Linked DNA regions of Homo sapiens: region 1 is linked to region 2. Evidence: read pairs that join two places in POLR2A ChIA-PET (ENCODE). Cell type or tissue: Panc1. All regions are shown on one strand. Links, peaks and the distances in the headings refer to the core of each region. The heading gives the core; the rest is flanking DNA. Region 1 holds the start of IGLL1 (immunoglobulin lambda like polypeptide 1). Region 2 holds the start of LOC124905089 (a long non-coding RNA gene).

Region 1 (10,860 bases), core at 1,074-9,073, 61 kb before region 2:
GTAGCTGGGATTACAGGCACCCGCCACCACACCCGTCTAATTTTTGTATTTTTAGTAGAGACGGGATTTCGCCATGTTGGCCAGGCTGGTAATTTTTGTATCTTTAGTAGAGACGGGGTTTTGCCACGTTAGCCAGGCTGGTCTCTTAACTCCTGATCCAAGTGATCCACCTACCTCGGCCTCCCAAAGTGCTGGGATTACAGGCGGAACCACTGTGCCTGGCCTTTGCATTGGTTTTCTTGCTGCTCCTGTTTTGCTCTCCCCCTCCCCATCCCTCAGTCTTGCCTCTGGGAGTACTCGTCCCAAACAAGCTCCAAGTACAACAGCCTTTCTTTGAGGCCTGCTTGCAGGGAGCCCAAGCCAAAACAGATGTTACAGGCTGGATTGTGCTCCTCCAAATTCATACATTGAAGTCCTAACCCCAGTTCGTCAGTATGTGTCTGTATTTGGAGATAGGGTACTATGGTCTGAATGCTTGCATCCCACCAAAATTCAGGTTGCAACCTAATCTCCAATGTGATGGTATTATGAGGTGGTGGCATTGGAGAGGTGAGAGGCTCTGCCCTTACTAATAAGATTAATGTCTGTATCAGTCCATTCTTGAATTTCTGTGAAGAAACCCTGAGACCAGGTAATTTATAAAGAAAAGAGGTTTGATTGGCTCACGGGTCTGCAGGCTGTACAGGAAGCATGCTGGCATCTGCTCAGCTTCTGGGGAGGCCTCAGGAAGCTTCCAATAATGACGGAAGGTGAAGGGGGAACAGGTGTCTCACACGGCCAGAGCGGGAGCAAGAGAGAGTTGACAGGGAGGTGCCACACACTTTTAAACAACCAGATCCCACGAGAACCCACTCAGTATCAGGAAGATGGCACCAAGTCATGAGGGATCCACCACCAACCAAACACCTCCTACCAGGCCCCATCTCCAACTCTGGGGAGGCTGAGGCAGGAGAATCGGTTGAACCTGGCAGGCGGAAGTTACGGTGAGCCGAGATTGCACCATTGCACTCCAGCCTGTGCAACAGAGCCAGACTCCGTCTCAAAACAACAATAACAACAACAACAACAACAACAAAAAAAAAAAAACAGAAAAAAGAAAGAAATGATGGAGCACCTATTACCCTTCTTGCACTGGTTCCTGGGGAGCTCAGAGCCTATTTTTTGAAAGTGTCCTGATCCTCTTGCAGGCCTTTCATGTGTGTTTCCTTCCTGGCTTCCTCCTGTTTTTCTCACACCTCTGAACCTGCTGTCAGGTGAAAAATCAAGGTGGGCCCAAAATGTAAGAGCTCATGAATTTGATGGTGTTGGAGTGTCCTGGACAGTCCAGCCCTCAGGGGTGGGGAGCTGGGCAGAGAGGAAGGAGGGCATTCCAGGGGCCAGGGCTAGAAGCAGAGGGACTCCAGGCCCAGAGTAGGATTTCCAGGCTGAGGAAAGAGAGGCCGTGGGTGGGTAGAGGGTCCAGACCAGGACAGGGACACAGGGTGTATCTGGAGGCTCAGTCAGAAATAGCTCCCTCTAGAAAGTAGGCAGCGAGTCGGGGATTGAGCTGCAAGGAGGAAGGGGAGGAGGGAGAGAATGGAGGGACTGGTGTCCAGTGAGCCGACTCCTATCCTGGCCTATTTCCCCAGGGGACACCCCTGGGAGACTGTGATCCTCTCCTCCAGGCTACTTTCCCACTGGTGCCAGGATTCCCCCAACGCCACACTGAGAACCCAGGAGAAGCATCACATTATATGAGAGATAAGAAATGAAGAGAGGGAGCAGGATTTCTGGTTGACAAAGAGGGTATTTATTTAGGGTTTACTGGGTACAGGGAGAAGGGCTGGATGGCTTGGGATGCAGAGAGAGACCCTTCCCCTGGGATCCTGCAGCTCCAGGCCCCTTTGGGTGGGGTCGGGGCTGGGAACCTATGAACATTCTGCAGGGGCCACCGTCTTCTCCACGGTGCTCCCTTCGTGCATGACCTGGCAGCTGTAGCTTCTGCGGGACCTCCACTGCTCGGGCGTCAGGCTCAGGTAGCTGCTGGCCGCGTACTTGTTGTTGCTCTGTTTGGAGGGCGTGGTCATCTCCACGCCCTGGGTGATGGGGGTACCATCTGCCTTCCAGGTCACCGTCAAGATTCCCGGATAAAAGTCATTCATGAGACACACCAGTGTAGCCTTGTTGGCTTGGAGCTCCTCAGAGGACGGCGGGAACAGAGTGACCGAGGGGGTGGCCTTGGGCTGACCTGTGTGGACAGAGGAGGGGGTGAGAGATGGCAGAGGGAGTGTGGGGTGTTGTGGAGCGCCTCTCTCTGTCTAAAGTCTCTGGGAGGGTTCATGGTGTGGCCGCCTGGTCCACCCAGGGCCTCTCCTTCCCTCCTCATTCCCTCCTTTCCACTGGAGCCCTCTGGAGAGCAGACAGCCCTGTGCCTTCCTAGGAGCCCTTCCCAAGTCACCTTTCCCAGGTGTCCTGGCCCAGCCCTTTCCTCTGCAGCCTCGGTTTCCCCGTGTGCACCCAGGGCAGGCTGTGCTCCCTCCTTCCTGGTTTCTGGAGTCTGAGTTTGGAATCTAGGGGTCTCCCTCACAGCACACAAAACTATACTGGCAGGATGTGGGGAGACCCAAGCCTGGCATGGCCTGGAGCTTCCCATCCCCTGGGGCACCAGGCTGTGCCCCAGCCTGGCCCACTCAGCTCTCCTGGTGAAGCGTGGGCTCCACCCAGACACACCCTGGGGCTCTGCCGTCGCCCCTGTCCCCACCAGCCCGACCACAGGACCCTTCACATCGGCTGGGTTCTTGGGGCTGCTCCCCCAGACTTTGGGGCACCGCAGCCCCCATGCCCACCCCAGCAGCCTCTGATGCCCCTGGACTTCACCTGGCAGCCATGGAGTTCTCTGCACTCCCGTTTACTCCCCGCTAGTCACCTTCTGAGTCTAAGGTGCCCTTCCTCAAATGAAGGTGGGAGGTCGACCCATGAACAGAGAGACACCAGGCCCCAGAGATGACAGGGCTCCAGGGACAGGCACATCTCTGCACTAAGAGACCCTCTCCTTTCTGGTGACTGTCCTGGGAGGGCTGGGCTCTGGGACCTCATCCGTTCCTCTGTGTCCCCATGCCCTGAAGACCCAGCAGAGGCCACAGAGCTGCAGCCTAGACCCAGAGCCCTCTCTGTGCCCTCCATTGGTCTCCCCTGGGGGTGACCCCTGTGTCCCCAGGCCCCCGTGTGGCCCTCCCAGGCTGGATGGGCATCCAGCCCTCAGCCTAGAACCTGGGGTCCCAGGGACTGTCTCTAAGGCCACTGCAGGGCCCCTCATCAGAACCAGCCTCTGTCCCTCACTCAGACATCTGCCCTGGGAGAGGGGAGGAGCCCTGACCCCGCCCAATCCCAGCCCAGGCCCTGGGACCAGGCTGTGTCCTGCTGTTGGAACCTGAAGGCGGCTGCTCCCACTGTGGGGGCCCTTCCTGCCATTACCCTGAGACTAACACATCTCCTCCAGGCCCCATGGACAAAGGTAGGGGTCAGTGCTTAAGGCTGGGAGGGCAGAGGGGAAGAAGCCCCAGAGAGAGAAAACACATTTTCCAGAGACAGGAGAGGGTGGGACAGCCTGGGAAGTTAGAGCCACTTACTTAAAACGGTGAGCTGGGTCCCGCTGCCAAACACATGCGTCACTGAGTTATGCTTGGATTGAAACCCCCGGGGCCAGCACCTGGGGCCAGTCCAGGAGCCGCGCTGGAGCAGGAACCTGCTGGGAGTGAGGGGCACAGGGCTGCAGTGTGTAGGCTGTGACCCAGGCACAGGGTAGGGGGGTGGCCAGTGTCCCAGTAGTGTCCCCCAGTAGTGTCTCTGTGCCTGTCCCTTCTCTGAGGCAGGTGCTGCCCCAGCGTGTGTCCCCCTCTCTGAAACTGTTGGTGCTGATGGCAACGCTGGGCCCAGTAGGTCCCAGCAACTCCCTGAGTGACACATCCCCTCAGGCAGCTGTGCCGTGTGGCTGAGGAGTCCTCAGCTGGCTCGGACCTGTCCACCTCACTTGGCCTCATTTTAAGGGCCTCTGAAATCTGCCACAAGTGTCCCCAGTCAAGGAGGCTGACTTCCTCCCTGGACCAGGACATTGGGTCATTCCTGACTCAAGAGGAGAGTCCTCTGCTTTTATATCTACCCATGGAGATGCAGCTCAGTCTCACTTTGTTCATGAAGCCTTTTCTGATCATTCATTCCATCCGTCCGTCCATCCATCTGTCCATCTGTCCATCTATGCATCTGTCCATCTATTCATCTGTCTTTGCATCCATCTATCATCTGTCCATTCGTCCATCCATCTACCTGTCCGTCCATCCATAAATCCATCCTGTCTACCAGGCACTGTGTGCTGGGGACATGGTGTGGTCCCCCAGGCTCTCACCCCCATCTCTCCCAGGCCATGGTCAACAAGGCCCTCCTCATGGTCATGTCCAAGGTCCTTCTGCTGTACCTGGTGTCTCCGCTGGATGCGACACAGGGCTGGCCCCTCTTTCCAGTGACTCTTTTCCCCTTGGGGTCTGAGACTCCCCTTTCCTCTTCCCCTGGCATCTGTTTCTCCATGGCCCATGCCTGGCTGCTGACTCCCCAGACCCCACCCAGACCTCTTTCTTAGCCATTTTCACACTCTGTGACCCCCACTATTGCCCACATGGTGAGGCTGGAGTCTATCCCAGCTCCAAACCCTCTCAGCTCCTCAATTGCCTACTGACCTTGCCCAGTGGGCTACCCAACAGGAGCCTCAAACTAATCACGTCCAGAGGAGATGACCACCTTCCCCCAGCCCAGCTCATTTTCTGTCTTCATCTCATCACAATGACCATGGGCGGTCTCAACCCCTCAGCCAGAAACCTGGAGTCCCTGGACTCAGTCACCTCGCCTCCCACACTGAAATGGCTTCTGCGAACTTAGCTACTGCATCTAGACATTCTTTTTTTTTTTGAGACAGAGTCTCGCTCTGTTGCCCAGGCTGGAGTGCAGCCTGGCAACAGAGCAAGACTGTCCCAAAAAAAAAAAAAAAAAAAAAGAAGTGTCATATTGATCTCTCCCTCTCTCTCCTGCTATGTACAGTCCCATTTCCTTTTATTTTTTTGAAATGGAATTTCACCCTTGTCGCCCAGGCTGGAGTGCAATGGTGCCACCTTGGCTCACCGCAACCTCCACATCCTGGGTTCAAGCGATTCTCCTGCTTCAGCCTCCCGAGTAGCTGGGATTACAGGCATGTGCCAGCACACTTGGCTAATTTTTTGTATTTTCAGTAGAGACGGTGTTTCTCCATGTTTGTCAGGCTGGTCTCGAACTCCCGACCTCAGGTGATCTGCCCACCTTGGCCTCTCAAAGTGCTGGGATTATAGGTGTGAGCCACCACACCCCGCTCCATTTTTATACATAGCATCAATATTTCCACTTTAACTATTTTTAAACGTACAGCTCCGTGGCACTAAGTACATTCACACCGTTGGGCAACCTTCACCACCATCCATCTCCAGAACTCTTTCATCTTCCCAAACAGAAACTCTAAACCCGTTAACTACAGTCCCCCATTCTTCCCTCCCCCTCACCCTGCTAACCTCAAATCTACTTTTTGTCCAAGTGAATTTGCCTATTCTAGGTACCTCATAGAAGTGGATTCAAATGACATTTGTCCTTTTGTGTCTGGCTTATTTCACTAAGTATAATGTCTTCAGGTTTCATCCATGTTGTAGAAGATTTTTGAAATTAATTTAAAAATAATTAACATTCAAAACCTATTAAGACCTATTAAAAATAGTACAGGCTAGGTAGGGTGGCTCACGTCTGTAATCTCAGCACTTTAGGAGGCCGAGGCGGGTGGATGGCTTGAGCCCAGGGGTTCAAGACCAGCCCAGGCAACATGGCGAAACCTCATCTCTACAAAAAATTATGCCGGTGTGGTAGCGCATGCTTGTAGTCCCAGCTACTGGGGACGCTGAGGCAGGGATATTGCTTGAGCCCAGCAGTTGGAGGCCAGCCCAGGCAACATAGTGAGACCCCCATCTCTAAAAAAATAAATAAAACAAATAAATTTACAACTAAATATAAAAAGTGATACACAACCTATTTCTTAAAAACAATGAAAATATCTTTTAATAAGCTATGAATAGAAAAGTCATTTATTTGATAGGAGATATTTACCAGAATTCTACAGGAATAATCAGTCTTTTTTTTTTTTTTTTTTTTTTGAGACAGGGTCTCCTTCTGTCACCCAGGCTGGAGTGCAGTGGTGGGATCTCAGCTTACTGCATCCTCAACCTCCGAGGCTTAAGCAATCCTCTCACCAGCCTCCTAAGTAGCTGGGACCACAGGCAAGTGCCACCATGACTAGCTAGTTTTTATATGTTTTGTAGAAATGGGGTCTTGCTATGTTGCTCAGGCTGATCTCAAACTCCTGGGCTCAAACAATCCCGCCTCAGCCTCCCAAAGTTGTGGGATTACAGGCATGAGCCACTGCACCTGGCCCATAGTATTTCTAAAGATTATAAAAACTCATATTCATATCCCCCCCAGCATAATACCTTTTTTTTTTTTTGAGTGGGAGTCTCGTTCTGTCGTCCAGGCTGGAGTGCAGCGGTGCAATCTCAGCTCACTGCAACCTCCACCTCCCTGATTCAAGCGATTCTCCTGCCTCCCCTCCCGAGTAGCTGGGACTATAGGCTCGCGCCACCACGCCCAGCTAGTTTTTGTATTTTTAGTAGAGACGGAGTTTTGCCATGTTGGCCAGGATGGTCTCAATCTCCTGACCTCGTGATCTGCCCATCTTGGCGTCCTAAAGTGCTGGGATTACAGGCATGAGACACAGCACCCGGCCCATAGTATTTCTATAAGATTTCTAAAGATTCTAATATAAAAACTTACATTAATAGCCCCCCAACATAATACCATTTTTTATTATCTGTGTCTCCCTCCACCTGTCACCCGTCCCTTGTGGAGACCCCTCGGGCCTTCCCCATCCCAGTCTCTGTTCTGTAGGCATCACCCTGCATGTGGCTGTCTCCTCACCCGGCCCCCGCTCCTTGTGGACTTGAATTGGGGCAAATCTAGATCCTCTGGGACCTCAGCCCCAGCACAGAGCCTGACCCTGATGGGGACTCCTTGCTCAGAAGTCCGTGCAGGACACTGACACCCGGTCCCGGCCTGCCACCATGCTGACCCCGCCTCCATGGCCGGGCTCCTGGTGTGGGTCAGGTCGGCTGCCACTGCTGGAGCTCTCACCACAGCCACCCCAGCATCCTCTGGGTGGGTGGGACGCTGAAGGCCCTCACCAGTCAGGGCCCCTCAGATTGCAGAAGGGGAAACTCAGGCCCGGTGTGGTGTCTCATGCCTGTAATCCCAGCACTTTGGGAGGCTGAGGTGGGTGGATCACCTGAGGTCAGGAGTTTGAGACCAGCCTGGCCAACATGGTGAAACTCTGTCTTTACTAAAAAAAAATACACAAAATTAGCCAGGTGTGGTGGCAGATGCCTGTAATCCCAGCTACTCCGGAAGCTGAGGCAGGAGAATGTCTTGAACCTGGGAGACGGAGGTTTCAATGAGCCAAGATCTCGCCATTGCACTCCAGACTGGGCGACAAGAGTGAAACTCTGTGAAACTTTATTTGAAAAAGAAAAAAAAGAGAGAAAAAGGGAAACTCAGGTCCCAGAGATGCACGTGTCCGCTCGATCAGCTTAGAGGATGGGACAGGGGAGAGCTAGAGGGGATAGCTTGGGCCTTAGAATCTGTGCCCATGAGCTGAGTGACTCGGACGGGTCACCTCACCTCTCCGGGCTCTATCCCCGTCTGCACAAAGGGGATCACAGCAGGACCTGCCTATGGGGCCACCGAGAGGGAGGTTCTGCCCCTGAAATGATTATCGCCTGTGGGTATAACATGCACCAGTGAACAGGCTGTTGTGTCCCAAATGCTCATAAATGGACCCCGATGCTTGGTGCTTTGTCTGGGGACCTCCCACCACACGCAGAGTGGTGGCAATGGCTGAGGTCACACAGGGAGTTGTGGCCTCCCTAGAGCCTCTCCTGGGCTTCTTCTTTGGAGGCACTTGCACCCTGGATAAGCTTGTGTCTCCTAGGGGCTGGTTTCAGGAGGCGATGCTGGCTGAGGTCTAGTGACCCAGGGACTCCAGGAAAGGCCCCTCACACCTTAGCTGGAGCTCCAGGGAGTGGCCCCTGCCCAGTGAGGGTGGGAGTGGACAGGTGACATAGGCCAAGGGGAAAAGAGGAGGGGGGGGAGGAGGAGTGGGAGGAGGAGGAGGGAGAGGCCTGGGCATCCTTCAGGGATAGCGGCCACCACTCCTGTGGACGTCCTGCCCCTGCCTCCAGTCCTGCCCTACCCCAAGGACTAGGGGGAGGTGAGGGAGACATTGGCCTTGGTGCCAAATGTAAGTGGGGGAAGAAATCTCAGGAATCAAGATAAATAATATTTTAATATGACATTAAGCAATAAAAATTAATTCAAAGATGGACAAAATCTTGACACTTTAGTTAAAGTCAGTGTCTGTGGCTCCCCTCCAGGGATTAACCTTCCTCCTCACCCCTCTGGCTCGTCTCCCCTTGGTCATCCTTTCCCGCCTCTGCCACCCAGACCCCCACATCCCCTGGAATCTCTCACCCCTTACCTGCCCCACCGGCTCCTCAGGCTGGACCGGCTGCTTCCTCCAGGGGCTCCAGGGCCCAGGGCCCTGCTCTGCGATGCAGCTGTTGGGCGCAGCAGGCCATGGGTTACCACGGCCAGACCCAGCAGCAGCAGGGGCCAGCGCTGCCTGAGGTTGGGGCCTGGCTCACCAGGGGCCTCAAGGCCCCCCTGGCCTGTCCCTGGCCTCATCGGCCCTCAGGGTCAGAGGTCCTTGTGGCCTGACTTGCAGTGTGGGCTCCCTAGAGAGTGGTGCCCTGGTCCCTCTCGCTGGCAGCAGCTGTCCCATTGCACCCCAGTCCATGTGGCCCCATCCTCATCCTCTGGTCCCTGCCCCCAGCCAGGCCCCTTCCAGAGTCCATGACCGTTACCCCTGGGGTTCTGTCCCAGAGGCACATCTGCCAACTGCCCTGCTGTGGTCAGGATCCAGGGCTCAACTGCCTCCCACACCTGTCAGCTTGGCCTTGCCCCTGGGGCCCTGGGTGCTTTGTTTGGGGACCTCCCACCACAGGCAGAGGGTCAGCAAGAGCTGAGGTCACACAGGGAGGTGGGATGCGCCATGGCCCCCCAAGACCCTCCCTTGGGGCTTTCCTTTGGAGGCACCTGCGCCCTGGATGGGCTTGAGTCCCCTCGGGGCTGGTCCCAAGAGGTGATGCACCTGACTTCCCTCCTTCCCCACTTCCCCGAGGGCGCCCTGGGTCTGTGGAGCATCTCACTGGGGTCCAGAGAGCTGCCCAGCAGGAGTCCCCCAGGGCTTGAGCTCAGGGGCCTGGGCTGAGGCTCCTCCAACCGGTCCTAGAGGGAGGTGTGGTTAGAGAGCAGGAAACAGGTTTGGGTTTAGCCAGAAGCCACTCAACGGTTCAAGTCCAGGAATCATGAGATAAGAATGAAAATGCTGTTTAATGCACCATGTTCAGCACCTCACTGACCTCACATCACACAGACACACACACACACACCAACCACCCCAGCTTCCTGAAGGTATAATTGACAAAACTGTATATATATTTACCACCTACAGTGCGATGCTTTGCCACACTGCAAAATGATTAAATCAAGCTGACACACACGTCCGTCATCTCACATACTTATGCTTTTGTAGTGAGAACATGGAAGATCTAATCTTAGCAATTTTCCAGTATACAATACAGTTTTTAACTGTAGACTCCATGTTGTACGATACATCTCCAGAGTTCATTCTTATAGATTTCACTCAAAGGCCAGTAGCTTCCTCCTGAGCGGTGAGTGCATCATGTCATGGCTTCTGACAGGCCCCCGGTCCTCTCCCAGCCCAGCATCCCCGACCCTCTCCCAACATCTCGCGACCCTGTGCTTTGGTGTTGAGGGAGCAGTGGCAGTCAGGAGGGACTGAGCACCTGTGCTGGGCGGCCAGGGCCAGGCTCTTTTGCTGGTGCTGCCAGAGACGCCTCAGGTCACCCAAGAGTCTCAGGTTCCTCTCCTTCCTCCAGAGGCGGGGCTGGAAATGCTGCTGGCTCTGCTCACACTCCAGGGCTGGGTTGAGGTTGGTGTTGGGAGATAATGCATGTCAGTGTTGTTTTCTTCATCTGTGAAAAAGCAGTAACATACACACAACCTAAAATTTATCATCTTGACCTTTTTTTTTTTTTTGAGAGTCTTGCTGTGTCGCCAGGCTGGAGTGCAGTGTGGCGTGATCTCAGCTCACTGAAACCTCCGAATCCCTGGTTCAAGCGATTCTCCTGCCTCAGCCTCCTGAGTAGCTGGGATTACAGGCATGCACCACCACGACAAGCTAATTTTTGTATTTTTAGTAGAGATGGGGTTCACCATGTTGGCCAGGCTGGTCTCGATCTCCTAACCTCATGATCCACCCGCCTGGGCCTCCCAAAGTGCTGGGATCACAGGTGTGAGCCACCGCGCCTGGCCCATCTTGACCATTTTTAAGTACACAGTTCAGTGGCATTAACTACATTCACAATGTCGTGCAACCATCACCACCATCCATTTCTAGATTTTTCTTTTTTCAGAGTCTTGCTCTGTTGCCCAGGCTGGAGTGCAGTGGCGCAATCTTAGCTCATGGCAATCTCTTTCTCCCGGGTTCAAGCGATTCTCCTGTCTCAGCCTCCTGAGTAGCTGGGATTACAGGCGCCCACCACCATGCCAGCTAATTTTTGTATTATTAGTAGAGATGGGGTTTCAGCATGTTGGTCAGGCTGGTCTCAAACTCCTGACCTCATGATC
Region 2 (9,207 bases), core at 1,208-9,207:
GCTTATAACCCACAAAGCTTCCTATGTCACCTGGTTACCAGGAAACAGCCAGGTCAGGCTAGTGACTCACAATGTCCAGCCCCACAGCCCCCCCCAATGCCTCATAATGCCTGTCCCTGCTGCTGCCCACCTTGTGGCCCCCCTGCCCCTCTGTGGGGACTGCACTACTCAGGCTTTTATTCACCCTATGCTGCCTGAGCTTTCCAGTCCTGAGCTAAGTGCAGGGGGAGTTGTTATTGCGAGTCACCCTTGGCAAGAAACTCAATAGAAAACCCTGGTATGGCCGGGAGTGGTGGCTCACGCCTGTAATCCTAGCACTTTGGGAGGCTGAGCGGGGGGGGTGGATCACTTGAGGTCAGGAGTTCAAGACCAGCCTGGCCAACATGGTGAAAACTTGTCTCTACTAAAAATACAAAATATTAGCTCGGCCTGGTGGCGGGCACCTGCAATCCTAGCTACTCAGGAGGCTGAGGCAGGAGAATCGCTTGAATCCAGGAGGCGGAGGTTGCACAGTGAGCCAAGATCACACCATTGCACTCCAGCCTGGGTGACAAAGGTGCAACTGTCTTTAAAAAAAAAAAAAAAAAAGAAACAAAAGAAAGAAAACCCCAGTTACTAAAGTCAGTTCCACCAGCAGTTCTGTTTTTCTGAGTCTGACAGCTTTCATTTGCTCACCAAATGTAGTTATACACAAATTTTTTACTGCTTTTCTAATTAAATGCTTCTCTCCTGTCTTACAAGTGTTAGTTCTTGTCTGCAACTTGACCATAGCTACCCCCAGGGCCCTGGTCCCACTCTCAATAGAGAGTTATGGCTGTGTATCCTCAGTGAAACCCTGGGACACATCACACTTCCCTCCTCGTCTATAAAATAGGGACTGAACACATCCTTCCCAGTTCTGTAATGCTACGACCTACCAACTCCCTTTTCTCGCTCTGTTTCTTCTTTCCATGGCAGGGGTATTCAGATATTTCTTTTATTTACTTATTTATTTATTTTTTGAGATGGACTATTGCTCTGTCGACCAGGCTGGAGTGCAGTGGCACGATCTCGGCTCACTGTAACCTCCACCTCCCAGGTTCAAGCGATTCTCCAGCCTCAGCCTCCTGAGTAGCCTGGACTACAGGCACACGCCACCGCATCTGGCTAATTTTTGTATTTCTAGTAGAGACGAGGGTTTCACCATGTTGGTCAGGCTGGTCTTGAACTCATCTCAGGTGATCCACCCGCCTCGTCCTCCCAAAGTGCTGGGATTACAGGCATGAACCACCATGCCCAGCCTCAGGTATTTCTTTTACTAACAAATCATAAAACATTATTTTCTTATACAAAATTGAGAACCCCACAGTGGGGTACCATTGTCCTCATAGGACAAAGACAAATAGTCAATATCTGGCAAGCATTATGTGCCTGACAGTGTTCCAACTGTGGCATACTAATTTAACCCTCAGAAATAGTCCCATTTTACACATCTTACAGCGTAAATCTAGAGGGAAAAGTCAAGTAACTTCCCCAAGGTCCCACAACTGCTCAGTGAGTTCAGGCAGATGAGCAAACAAAGGCTTAGAGTTCAGTTGTCTGAGGCTACACTGCAAAACAGTGGATGAACCTGGAATACAAAGGCTCATTCACTGTCCAGCAGTAGAGTTGAAGTAGAGTTTAAGTTTTATTCTGGAAACATGAGAGTCACGGAACCACACAGAGGTGAGGAGTCTCTATCAGATGTGTTTGCAGTGAGGTCTCTCTGCACAATAGAGAAGGACTCATGGAACCAGTGGGACCAATTAAGAGACATGATGTTGGGAGGCCAAGGTGAGTGGATCATTTGAGGTCAGGAGTTCGAGACCAGCCTGGCCAACATGGTGAAACCCCATGTCTACTAAAAATACAAAAATTAGCCTGGCATGATGGCGGGTACCTGTAGTCCCATCTACCCAAGGGGCTGAGGCAGGAGAATCGCTTGAACCCAGGAGGTGGAGGTTGCAGTGAGCCAAGATCACACCACTGAACTCCAGCCTGGGCAACAGGGAGAGATTCTGTCTCAAAAAAAAAGAGAGAGAGACATTATGTTCATCTGGAAGAACAGATAAGGCCAAAGGAAGTAGAAATGACTGAAGTGGACAGAGAAGTTCTGTGATCATTTGGCAGAGAGAACAGAAAGTGCTAGAGGATTAGATGTGGAAGAACAGGGGAAGGAAAAGGAAAAACAGGCTGCTAAGGCTCTAGTTTGAAGGACTGGGTAAATAGCAGTGAATGTCTCCTACAAAGACAATGTAGGAAGAGGAATAGGTATGGGGAATAAGATAGTTTTCGGCTGGGTGCAATGACTCACGCCTGTAATCCCAGCACTTTGGAAGGCCGAGCTGGGTGGATTATGAGGTCAGGAGTTCGAGATCAGCCTGGCCAACATGGTGAAACCCCATTTCTACTAAAATTACAAAAATTAGCCGGGTGCGATGATGGGCACCTGTAATCCCAGCTACTCAGGAGACTGAGGCAGGAGAATTGCTTAAACCTGGGGGGCGGAGTTTGCAGTGAGCCGAGATTGTGCCACTGCACTCTAGCCTGGGTGACAGCGTGAGACTCTGTCTCAAAAAAAAAAAAAAAACACCACATAGTTTTGGACTCTTAAGTATCGCATTGAAATGGAGCTCTCTGGTAGAAAGTTGGACAGAAACCTCTGTAGGCTAAGTCCATTCTGTGACATCACAACTCATGTTTTAAAAAATACACCCACAAAGTCAAACCATTTAGGAAATTTCCTAAAATTTACATACTCAAATATGACAACTTTTTAGTTATTACTTTCTTAGAGCAACTTCGAATTTACAATCGTAGTGAATGAGGTGTCATGTAAAATAGAACTGTTATATAAAAACAACATTTGAATTTTATTCTCATCAGAGCATATAGAAAACAATTGAAGCCATGGGTATGGCAGGGATTGCTTTAAAAAGCTGTGCCTGATAAGGGGAATTGGAAAGAAAGGAGACTTGGGGGCTGGGTGCGGTGGCTCATGCCTGTAATCCCAACACTTTGGGAGGCCTAAGCAGGTGGATCACCAGAGGTCCGGAGGAGTTCGAGACCAGCCTGGCCAACGTGGTGAAACCCCGTCACTACTAAAAATACAAAAATTAGCTGGGCATGGTGGTGGGCACCTGTAATCCCAGCTATTTGGGAGGCTGAGGCAGGAGAATTGCTTGAACCCAGGAGACGGACGTTGCAGTGAGCCGAGATGGTGCCACTGCACTTCAGCCTGGGTGACAGAGCAAGACTCTGTCTTAAAAAAAAAAAGAAAAGAAAGAAGACTTGGGGAATAGGGAGATTTAAGTGGCATTAAGTAAAGCCTGCAAATGTGAGCAGGGAGTGTCAAGGTACCTGAGTGTTCATCAGAAATGGCTGATCGAGTGAGTCTCATCACAATGGAGCTGGTGTCTGCTTCTCATTTCTCTAATGGCCACACCTAGCACAGTACCTGGTCAATAGGGACTCAATACCTGATACCCCAATGAACAGAGTAAAATTCTGCCAGTTCAAACACACGTCCATGCCCACCAACTTCCCTCGTGGAGTTTTACTTCTTTCACTTACTGTAATGTTTTGAAGATCATCCCTCCTGTGACCTGTATCCATAGTTTCTTTTCCTTGTGTAACTGAGCAGTACTCCACTGTATGCACAGACCACATGGGTCTATCCATTCTCTAGCTGACGGACACTTGGGTTGTTTCCAGTTGCTGCCTATAGTGAATGAGGCTGCTGAGAACATTTATGTACACGTCTTTTTGGAACACATGCTTTCATTTCTTCTAGATAAATTCCTAGGGCTAGAATTGCTAGGTCAAATGGCTAGTTTATGCTTAACTTCTTTTTTTTTGCCTTTCTTATTCATAGAAATTACACTGATACATAATATTGGACATTTCTATGAGGTGCATGTGCTGTTTGGTTCCGTGCATCCACCATGTCATCATCAAGTCAGGATATTTGGGGTATGGCCTTGAGTATTTATCATTTCTATGTGTTGAGTATATTTCAGTTCTCTCTTGTAGCTATTTTGAAATATACAATACATTATTGCTAACCATAGTCACCCTACTCTGCTATCCAACATTAGAACACATTCCTTGCATCTAACTGTAAGTGTGTATTCATTGACCAACCTCTCTGCATTCCCTTCTTATACCCAGAGAAGGAGAGAGGAAGGAGGGAAAGGAGCTGTGGTTGGGCTGAATTAGGGCCCAGGGACGGCTGTGTCCCAGTCCCGGGACCTGTCCATGTGCTGTGTTGTGTGGCCTCAGGGACTTTACAGATGTGATGATGTCAAGGGGCCTGAGGTGGAAGATGATCCTGGGTTATGTGGGTGGGTCCAAGGTGGGGTCTTTATAAGGGAAAGGAGGAGGCAGGAGGGTCAGAGTGACAGCAGGTGTGGGGCTGGAGGACAAGAAAGGGAGAGAAGGAGGGAGGGTGAGAGAAGACAGTTGGCAGGGAGAGAGAGAGAGAGAGAGAAGAGTGGGAGAGAGATTTGAAGATGCTGAGCTCTGGCTTTGAAGTTGGAAGAAGGGGCCAGGAGCCCAGGGCGTCCTCTAGAAGCTGGAAAAATCCTGGAAATGGATTCTCCCCAGAGCCCTCAGAAGGAGCCTGGCCCAGCTGGCACCCTGATTTTAGCACTCTACGATTCATTTTGGATGGCTAACCTCCAGACCAGGGAGAGAACCAATGTGTGATGTTTTAGGGGTCATTTGTGACAGCAGCCACAGGAAAGTCAAACAGGAGCCATGGGAGAGACTCCCTAGGATGCACCGAGGGTCCCTCCCTGGCCCCACCCACAGAAACACAGGCCTGACCACTGCTAGTGCCCCCACCCCTCTAACACCCTGATGAGCAGGAACCATGCAGGAGGGGCTGGGTGTGGCTGGGCCCTGTTCTCTCCCCCGACACCTTCTCAGAGAGGAGCTGGAGCCCCAGACCCTGGGAGCCTCACAGATATTCCCAACACAGGACCTGGTTTTCCATTTCCCAAAATGATGCTTCCTCCAAAGATGGCCAGTGACTCTCTGTGCCAAGCATCTGAGAAACTCTCCAGGTCCTAGGGCTGCCAGGCAGTCAGCTGTGCACATGTTGGAGCCCAAATCCCATCAATAGTGAGGCCCTGGGTAAAACACATCCCCACTTTTAATTATGAGGAGATGCCTGGCCTCAGCATTGAGAACACCAACTTCCCTCAAGTGAAAACTTATTTAATCTCTTAGAAATGATGGAGCACACCAGCCTGAACAACATGGTGAAACCCTGTCTGTAATAAAAACACAAAAATTAGCCGGACATTGCAGCATCTACCTGTAATCCCGGCTACTCAGGAGGCTGAGGCAGGAGAATTGGTTGAACCTGGGAGACAGAGGTTACGGTGAGCCAAGATCGAGCCATTGCACTCCAGCCTGGGCGACAGAGTGAGACTCCATCTAAAAAAAAAAGAAAGAAATGATGGAGCACCTATTACCCTTCTTGCACTGGTTCCTGGGGAGCTCAGAGCCTATCTTTTGCAAGTGTCCTGATCCTCTTGCAGGCCTTTCATGTGTGTTTTCTTTCTGGCTTCCTCCTGTTTTTCTCACACTTCTGAACCTGCTGTCACGTGAAGAATCAAGGTGGGCCCAAAATGTAAGAGCTCATGGATTTGATGGTGTTGGAGTGTCCTGGACAGTCCAGCTCTCGGGGTGGGGAGTTGCGCAGAGAGGAAGGAGGGCATTCCAGGGGCCAGGGCCAGAAGCAGAGGGACTCCAGGCCCAGAGTAGGATTTCCAGGCTGAGGAAAGAGAGGCCGTGGGTGGGTAGAGGGTCCAGACCAGGACAGGGACACAGGGTGTATCTGGAGGCTCAGCCAGAAATAGCTCCCTACAGAAAGCAGGCAGCGAGTTGGGGGTTGAGCTGCAAGGAGGAAGGGGAGGAGGGAGAGAATGGAGGGACTGGTGTCCAGTGAGCTGACTCCTATCCTGGCCTATTTCCCCAGGGGACACCCCTGGGAGACTGTGATCCTCTCCTCCAGGCTACTTTCCCACTGGTGCCAGGATTCCCCCAGTGCCACACTGAGAACCCAGGAGAAGCATTAGATTATATGAGAGATAAGAAATGAAGAGAGGGAGCAGGATTTCTGGCTGACAAAGATATTTATTGAGGGTTTACTGGGTACAGCGAGAAGGGCTGAATGGCTTGGGATGCAGAGAGAGACCCCTCCCCTGGGATCCTGCAGCTCCAGGCCCCTGTGGGTGGGGTGGGGGCTGGAACCTATGAACATTCTGCAGGGGCCACTGACTTCTCCACGGTGCTCCCTTCTTGCATAACCTGGCAGCTGTAGCTTCTGCGGGACCTCCACTGCTCGGGCGTCAGGCTCAGGTAGCTGCTGGCCACGTACTTGTTGTTGCTCTGTTTGGAGGGCGTGGTCTTCTCCACGCTCTGGGTGATGAGGGTACCATCTGCCTTCCAGGTCACCATCAAGATTCCCGGATAAAGTTATTCATGAGACACACCAGTGTGGCCTTGTTGGCTTGGGGCTCCTCACAGGACGGCAGGAACAGAATGACCGACGGGGTAGTCTTGGGCTGACCTGTGTGGACAGAGGAGGGGGTGAGAGATGGCAGAGGGAGTGTGGGGTGTTGTGGAGCGCCTCTCTCTGTCTAAAGTCTCTGGGAGGGTTCATGGTGTGGCCGTCTGGTCCACCCAGGGCCTCTCCTTCCCTCCTCATTCCCTCCTTTCCACTGGAGCCCTCTGCAGAGCAGACAGCCCTGTGCCTTCCTAGGAGCCCTTCCCAAGTCACCTTTCCCAGGTGTCCTGGCCCAGCCCTTTCCTCTGCAGCCTCAGTTTCCCCGTGTGTACCCAGGGCAGGCTGTGCTCCCTCCTTCCTGGTTTCTGGAGTCTGAGTTTGGAATCTAGGGGTCTCCCTCACAGCACACAAAACTGACCTGGCAGGGTGTGGGGAGGCCCAAGCCTGGCATGGCCTGGAGCTTCCCGTCCCCTGGGGCACCAGGCTATGCCCCAGCCTGGCCCACTCAGCTCTCCTGGTGAAGCGTGGGCTCCACCCAGACACACCCTGGGGCTCTGCCATCGCCCCTGTCCCCACCAGCCCAACCACAGGACCCTTCACATCGGCTGGGTTCTTGGGGCTGCTAACAGACTTCGGGGCACCGCAGCCCCCATGCCCACTCCAGCAGCCTCTGATACCCCTGGACTTCACCTGTCAGCCGTGGAGTTCTCTGCACTCCCGTTTACTCCCCACTAGTCACCTCCTGAGTCTAAGGTGCCCTTCCTCAAATGAAGGTGGGAGGTCGACCCTTCAACAGACACCGGGCCCCAGAGGTGATGGGACTCCAGGGACAGACACATCTCTGCACTAAGAGACCCTCTCCTTTCTTGGGACTGTCCAGGGAGGGCTGGGCCTTGGGACCTCTCCCAGTTTCACCCATCCCTCTGTGTCCCCATGTCCTCACGACCCAGCAGAGGCCACAGAGCTACACCCTAGACCCAGAGCCCTCTCTGCCCTCCATTGGTCTCCCCTTGGGATGACCCCTGTGTCCACAGGCCCCCGTGTGGCCCTCCCAGCCTGGATAGGCATCCAGCCCTCAGCCTAGACCCTGGGGTCCCAGGGACTGTCTCTAAGGCCACCGTACGGCCCCTCATCAGAACCGGCCTCTGTCCCTCATTCAGACATGTGCCCTGCCCAATCCCAGCCCAGGCCCCAGGACCAGGCTGTGTCCCACTGTTGGAACCTGAAGGCGGCTGCTCCCACTGTGGGAGCCCTTCATGCCAGTTAACCTGAGACTAGCCCGCTTCCCCCAGACCCTATGGAGAAAGGAAGGGTTCCGTGCTTAAGGCTTGGAGGGCAAAGGGGAAGAAGCCCCAGAGAACGAAAACAGATTTTTGCAGAGACAGGAGAGGGTGCGACAGGCTAGGGAAAGTTGTGAGAGCCACGTACCTAAAACAGTGAGCTGGGTCCCACTGCCAAACACATGCTTCACTGAATTATGCTTGGATTGAAACCCCCAGGGCCAGCATCTGGCGCCAGTCCAGGAGCCACGCTGGAGCAGGAACCTGCTGGGTGTGAGGGGCACAGGGCTGCAGTGTGTAGGCTGTGACCCAGGCACAGGGCAGGGGGGTGGCCAGTATCCCAGTAGTGTCCCCCAGTAGTGTCTCTGTGCCTGTTCTCTATCTGAGGCAGGTGCCGCCCACAGCCTTGGAGTCACCCCAGCATATGTCCCCCTCTCTGAAGCTGTTGGTGCTGATGGCAACGCTGGGCCCAGTAGGTCCCAGCAACTCCCTGAGTGACACATCCCCTCAGGCAGCTGTGCCGTGTGGCTGAGGAGTCCTCAGCTGGCTCGGACCTGTCCACCTCACTTGGCCTCATTTTAAGGGCCTCTGAAATCTGCCACAAGTGTCTGCAGTCAAGCCAAGTTGACTTGCTCCCTGGACCAGGACATTGGGTCATTCCTGACTCAAGAGGAGAGTCCTCTGCTTTTGTATCTACCCATGGAGATGCAGCTCAGTCTCACTTTGTTCATGAAGCCTTTTCTGATCATTCATTCCGTCTGTCCGTCCATCCATCTGTCCATCTATTCATCTGTCTTTGCATCCATCTATCATCTGTCCATTCATCCACCTACCTATCCATCCATCCATAAATCCATCCTGTCTACCAGGCACTGTTTCGTGTACTGGGGACATGGTGTGGTCCCCCAGGCTCTCACCCCCATCCATCCCAGGTCATGGCCAACAAGGCCCTCCTCATGGTCATGTCCAAGGTCCTTCTGCTGTACCTGGTGTCTCTGCTGGATGTGACACAGAGCTGGCCCCTCCTTCCAGTGACTCTTTTCCCCTTGAGGTCTGACTCCCCTTTCCTCTTCCCCGGCATCTGTTTCTCCACGGCCCATGCCTGGCTGCTGACTCCCCAGACCCCCACCCAGACCTCTTTCTTGGCCGTCTTTACACTCTGTGACCCCCACTATTGCCCACATGGTGAGGCTGGAGTCTATCTCAGCTCCAAACCCTCTCAGCTCCTCAACTGCCTACTGACCTTGCCCAGTGGGCTACCCAACAGGAGTCTCAAACTAATCACTTCCAGAGATGACCACCTTCCCCCAGCCCAACTCATTTTCTGTCTTCATCTCATCACAATGACCATGGGCGGTCTCAACCCCACAGCCAGAAACCTGGAGTCCCTGG

The links. Peaks named below come from ENCODE experiments on the same cell type or tissue, not always from the same donor. Only the 100,000 strongest peaks of a DNase experiment are listed, where the experiment ranks them.
Region 1: POLR2A ChIA-PET joins it to region 2 with 16 read pairs; 2 of 35 experiments call an interaction of 5 or more read pairs at or near these places.

The regions. Positions count from the first base shown.
Region 1 is chr22:23,571,359-23,582,218 of GRCh38, forward strand. IGLL1 (immunoglobulin lambda like polypeptide 1) reads right to left here and starts at 8,932. Exons shown (of 3, transcript NM_020070.4): 1 at 8,627-8,932; 2 at 3,609-3,724; 3 at 1,767-2,227. The coding sequence starts at 8,832. The coding sequence ends at 1,908. It overlaps LOC105372957 (a long non-coding RNA gene), which reads left to right. Exons shown (of 3, transcript XR_938078.2): 3 at 1,665-1,740. It also overlaps a transcript of DRICH1 not described here. In Panc1, for the core only: no CTCF peak of the experiment used is centred there; no DNase peak of the experiment used is centred there.
Region 2 is chr22:23,632,345-23,641,551 of GRCh38, forward strand. LOC124905089 (a long non-coding RNA gene) reads right to left here and starts at 5,388. Exons shown (of 3, transcript XR_007068021.1): 1 at 5,339-5,388; 2 at 3,592-3,739; 3 at 532-566. It also overlaps a transcript of DRICH1 not described here and the pseudogene GUSBP11. RefSeq lists a silencer at 1,016-1,153. In Panc1, for the core only: no CTCF peak of the experiment used is centred there; no DNase peak of the experiment used is centred there.